Linked DNA regions of Homo sapiens: region 1 is linked to region 2. A link is an interaction called in ENCODE POLR2A ChIA-PET data of the cell type or tissue named here. Cell type or tissue: IMR-90. All regions are shown on one strand. Links, peaks and the distances in the headings refer to the core of each region. The heading gives the core; the rest is flanking DNA.

Region 1 (2,926 bases), core at 324-2,823, 340 kb after region 2:
ACATTTCAGAGCAAGAAGAAATAAAAATTTTAAGATATAAATAATAGAAGAGTTGAATTTACATTGCTATCTTCAACAAAAAATCCAACTTTATATTTACTGGAAAACATTTCTCCTGGAAGTCTGCAGTGATTCATACCAAATATATATGCTTCTAATTGTCATATGAAAATACAACTTAAAACATATCCCAGCTGGGCACAGTGGCTCATGCCTGAGTGTAATCTCAACACTTTGGGAGGCCAAAGTGGGAGGATTGCTTGATCTCAGGAATTTGAAACCAGCCTGGGCAATGTAGTAAGTCTTCAACTCTACAAAAAATTTTAAAATTAGCCACGCATGGTGGTATGCCCTGGTTGTCCCAGCTACTCAGGAAGCTGAAGCAGGAGGATTGTTTGAGCCCAGAAGTTGAAGGCTGTAGTGAGCTATATTCACACAACTGCACTCCAGCCTGGGTGACAGAGCAAGACCCTGTCTCGAAAAAAAGAGATAAATAAAAATTTCCCCAACTACTTGCATATCACAAACATACATACTTTTACTGTAACACATATACTTTAAGCTCTAGTTTTTAATGAGACCAAGACAAAACAATAGTTGCTAGAATTTTAGACTGAAAGGTATTTTGCTAAATATTAATGCACTTCATAAAATGTGTTCCATAACACATTAGTACTGCATAATCCTGCTAAAAAGGATGATTCCGTACCCAAAAAATTTGGTAAATGTAGCAAGCTACATCCACCTCCCTCCCACTGCTTTCAACAATCACAATGTCCCTGAAAATATTAAAGGTTGTGAGAAATAGAAATAAAACTGTTTCACTTTGACTCACCATTTGCTATTTCATCCCTTCTCCCTTCGTTTATTAAGAGGTAGTGTTGGCAAATGGTAAAATACCTCTTAACATCTATGGAAAAACATTTGTTCCCCTCCCAGACCACATTTTGGGAAATGCTACATTCAAGTACCCTGACATTTAAAGATATATGCAGAATTTGGGTAATTTTAACTGGTATATTTACTATGCTTTGCATAACCAATAACTCATAGAATGTCTTAATTCCCAGAAAACAGATATTTAAAATACCAAATCCCTAAACTAAAAAAGTAAAAAACATTTATCTTGATTGACTCAAAGAGTACATACCTATATTTTGCTTTTTCATGAACCCAGACATACTCAGGGTTTTTCAAACTCAAGCGTGCAAGGTCCTTTACAGATTTAGTTTGTGTTGCTGAGAAAAGTAAAGTCTGACGTTTCTTGGGGAGATTTTCAATAACAGCATTCATGGTATCAGCAAAGCCCATATCCAAGATTCTATCTGCTTCATCAAGAACTGAAAAAGGAAAATGCAAGTTGAACTATCATATGTAAAATATACATTAGGCTAAATGCAATGGGTATCCTGGATTGGATCCTAAAACAGAAAAAGAACATTAGCGGAAAAACTGGTAAAACCTGAATAAAGTCTGGAATTTATATGATGTAGCAATGTTAACCTTAGTTTTGATAAAAGTACCATGTCATGTAAGACATTAACACCAGGGGAAGGCTGGGCACAGTGGCTCAGGCCTGTAATCCCAGCACTTTGGGAGGCCAAGGTGGGCAGATCACAAGGTCAAGAGGTCAAGACCATCCTGGCCAACATTGTGAAACCCCGCCTCTACTAAAAATACAAAAATTAGCTGGGCGTGGTGGTGCACACCTGTAGTCCCAGCTATCGGGAGGCTGAGGCAGGAGAATCACTTGAACCCATGAGCCGAGATCATGCCACCGTACTCCAGCCTAGCAACAGAGCGAAACTCTGTATAAAAAAAAAAAAAAAAAAAAAAAAAATTAGGGGAAACCAGCTGAAGGATAATGCAGGAACTCTCCACTGCAACTTTCCTACAAATCAAAAATGTTCAAAGATAAAGTTGATTTAAAAATACACATCAGGTAGTATTCCCAAGCAAAAAAGAAAAAGTTCATTTAAAAAAATGCCAATTTGACCTTTCAAGTTATTAGAAGCAGGTGTTAAAAACCTTGGCATGGTCTAATACTAACGTGCCTAATTTCACATATAAGCGTACATACATTCTTCTGATTTTTTTAAGTCTACTTTTACTTTCTGGGTTTAGAGCCCAAATGCCAAAATGTTTCAGTAATTTTTAAGTTTGTTTTGAATCATAACATTTATCTAACATAAAATTTCTATCATAAAAATGTATAAGGGCTCTCTCCTAAGTCTGAGCTTTTTTTTTTTTTAAATTAGAAATTGATTTGACTCACCTAACATTTGGAGGTCGGTAGCATGAAAAGATACTGTTTCATCCATGTGTTGAAGAAGCCGACCTGGTGTGCACACGAGTATATTTATGTTGTTGATCCTCTCAGCTTCGTGTTTTAGATCCTGAAAACAGTTATTTATTTTGATTACACAGACACATCACTCTCAGCAGCCTGTGTACCAAAGCTATAAAAGCCATCTGCATGGGCATTTCATCACAACATTTTAGATACTCTTGGAAATAAACATAACTTTTCCCTTGTATTTCTGAACCATATCCACATTTCTGGGCTAAATAAAAGTCTTTACAGGAAGACATAAGGAGCTCAGAGTTCTAAATTCTTATTCATACCCAGGATTTTGAGGCTAAGAAAAAAAAATAATCAAATGAATACTCCAAGTCAGGATTTCCTATTTGGATCAGAACTGACATAAACTGGAATCACTCTCATTCTTTAATTCAGGACCCAGGGACATTGAACAGACTCTGACACCGCTCAAGGACTGTACTTTGTGAACTGAAAAAAGCCGAGGTTCTCTCCTTGATACAAGAACCACTTCTCACAGTCCTGGAGGCGGTGGGAAAAAACAGAATGTTGTTAATTGTTAAAGTTAGGCAACAGGTACGTAAGGGTTTGTGATGCTATTCTTTC
Region 2 (2,926 bases), core at 166-2,665:
ATATTTCTACCCCTATCTCCAACCTCTCCCTCTATCTCCCACCTCCTCCCATCTCCCATCTCTCCCCTCTATCTCCTATCTTTACCCCTATCTCCCACGTCCTCCTCTATTTCCCACCTCCCCCTCTATCTCCTATTTCTACCCCTATCTCCCACCTCTCCCTCTATCTCCCACCTTCCCCCATCTCCCATCTCTCCCCTCTATCTCCTATCTCTACCCCTATCTTCCACCTCCCCCTCTATCTCCTGTCTCTACCCCTATCTCCCACCTCCCCATCTATTTCCCACCTATCCCTCTATCTCCCACCTCCCCCTCTATCTCGTATCTCTCCCTCTATCTCCCACTCTCCCCACCATCTCCCATCTCTCCCCTCTACATCCCTTCTCCCCTTCTAATTCCCATCTCTCCTATCTCCCATCTGTTTCCTCTATCTCCGATCTATCCTGCTGTCTTTCCTTCCTCTGGCTCCTTGCTCTAAGTTCATAAACAATGTGATCTCCCCATACTAAATCAGTGATTCTGGCAGGGCCATCTGTGTATTCAGGAGTCATTACTGAACACTATGAATCAGGCTCTCTGTTTGGTGCTGAAGAGACAAAGAGAAATGGGGTAATTTCCACTCCCAAGAAGTTCACACTCCAGGGGAGAAACAGATGCATGAAGAGTGGGATCAATTCTAGGTGAGTAGTAAGTACAGGATTATTAGGACAACAGTTTAAAGAGGTCTCCTTGAGACAGGGAGTATGCTCTCTATCTGTATGAAAGGACTGGAAGACTGGAAACTACATTTTCAAGATTCACTTGCCATTAAGGTTCTGAGGTTGTATCCTAATCAAGCTCCTCATCTCCTCATTCCCAGATTATGGCAACATTCTCTTGGATAGTCTCATAGCTTCAAATCATCTTCCAATCCAAACTTCACACTGCTTCAAGGGTAAACATCACTTCATAACAGACACTTCAATGGTGAATATTACCCACTACCTCCATGATACAAAAATAGCTCACCTGAACTGCACAGCAATGGAACAAGCTTTACAAAGTAGACAACTCTCGCCATTACTATTGATACTACTTATTTCGTATTTACTCTCTTACCTCTCATTACTTGCTATATTTCCGTTTGTATATGACTCATTTTCTTTACTAAGTTGTAATTTCCATGAGGGAAACCCTGCCGATGCAGGAGTTCTGAATCTTTTTCCATTGAGTCATGCCATGTTTCAATTTCTTCGTAGGCAAGAAAAATAAAAGGCAAGAGATAAATCAAGATAAATATTTGCAGCATATATGACAAAAACAGTTCTTATGTATATTATATATAAAGTGTTCTTAGAAATCTCAAAGAAAATAAATGAACATGCCAATTAAAAAATGGTCAATGAACATGAATAGGCATTTGCAAAAGAAATGCAAGTAACTGATACACATAATTTCTAAAATTATGTAAACTTACTAGTAACCAAATAAATGTAAATTAAACATTAAACATATTTTTAAAATATTATATATTTTTCTAACAATAGCTTCTTTTTATTGAGTGTTTGCAACAAGCCAGATTCCTTCTAAGAACTTGACATGAATTCATTCATTAATCTTCCCAATAAGCCTGTGAGGAAGTTACTATTACTGTTCTCTAAATTTTACGGGGAATGAGGTACAGAGAGGTTAAGTGACCTACCAGGGTCGCACAACTAGGCAGTGCTGAAGACTCAGTTTTAATTCAGATACTTGGACTCCAAAACCATGTTCTTGGCCATTCACTCTTCTAGCTCTTCTAGATGACTAAATATTCATTGGATGTTTTCTATGTGCCAGGTACAGAGCTAAATGTTGTGAATAAATTATCTTATTTGACCCTTACAATAATCCTAGAAAGGATTTATTTTTTCTTCACATAGCAGACTAAGAAATGCTAAGAGAAACTAAGAAATTTGGACAAATTAACAACTATTATAGTAAATAATAGAAATGGGTTTGTTTGTACAAAAGTCTATACAAGATGTGGGCAAGGGTTTGGGGAGATGGGTACTTTCATAAACTGTTGATGGAAAAGGTAAACAGTATAACCATTTTGAGAGGTAATGTGGCAAATATCACTGGCTTTTTTAGTTTACCATTGTCTCATGTAGTTTTTTAAGCATATTGTTTCCTTTAGAAATCACCACGTATGATGATTGTCTGATAAAGATGCCTAATTAATATTATTTATATTTGAGACTGGAGAAATAGCTAATAGTATATTCTTATAAAGAAATACAATACATTCATTAAAATGATGCTGTAGTAGAATATCTTTATGATATAAAAAAAGTTAATGATATGTTGCAAAGGGAGAAAGGTTAGATCATCAAACAGCAAGTACCATATGATTGCATTTTTATTAAGAAAACACATAATATAAATAGAGTTGACTAGATAGCTAGATAGGTAGATGTCTAGCTAGTTAGATATTTAGATACAGAGAGCTACCTAGATAGATAGCTACAGGCTAAATGTTTTTTAATAGTAAGAAAATATTTAAACTGGCTGTCTCCATATAGTAGAATTGCAATGATTTTTTTTCTTCTTTGTATTTTTCTGTATATTTTCAATTTTCTGTTTTTCCAGTTGTGACAAAGGGAAAAATGACAATTTCCATATGTGGTTCCACAGAATAAACTAAAGAAGGTGTCTTGAAGCTTATAAAAGTAATATTTCCACCTAAAGTTCACAGACAATGTCAGTGATTGTTGTGCTAAGACAGACAAAAGCCAAGAATAATTGTTAATATTTCCCATAAGCCAGTCACATAAAAGATCAGTCCTTCCTTACAAACCCAGTTAGAAAATTCTCTAGACTCTGGATCCCTTCTCACCAGGGAAGTCTAGACAATTCTCTCTCACCCTAAAATACTGGGTTTTCATTTGATGGGGTTCCCCATAGA

The links. Peaks named below come from ENCODE experiments on the same cell type or tissue, not always from the same donor. Only the 100,000 strongest peaks of a DNase experiment are listed, where the experiment ranks them.
Region 1: POLR2A ChIA-PET joins it to region 2 with 5 read pairs; 3 of 35 experiments call an interaction of 5 or more read pairs at or near these places.

Annotation. Positions count from the first base shown.
Region 1 is chr11:108,677,785-108,680,710 of GRCh38, reverse strand. DDX10 (DEAD-box helicase 10) reads right to left here. Exons shown (of 18, transcript NM_004398.4): 5 at 2,276-2,396; 6 at 1,151-1,340. Among named protein-coding and RNA genes, the nearest start is that of DDX10, 14 kb to the right of the region's middle. In IMR-90, for the core only: no CTCF peak of the experiment used is centred there; no DNase peak of the experiment used is centred there; H3K27ac peaks cover 188 bases.
Region 2 is chr11:109,013,692-109,016,617 of GRCh38, reverse strand. No RefSeq gene overlaps it. Among named protein-coding and RNA genes, the nearest start is that of DDX10, 350 kb to the right of the region's middle. In IMR-90, for the core only: no CTCF peak of the experiment used is centred there; a DNase peak (open chromatin) is centred at 1,177.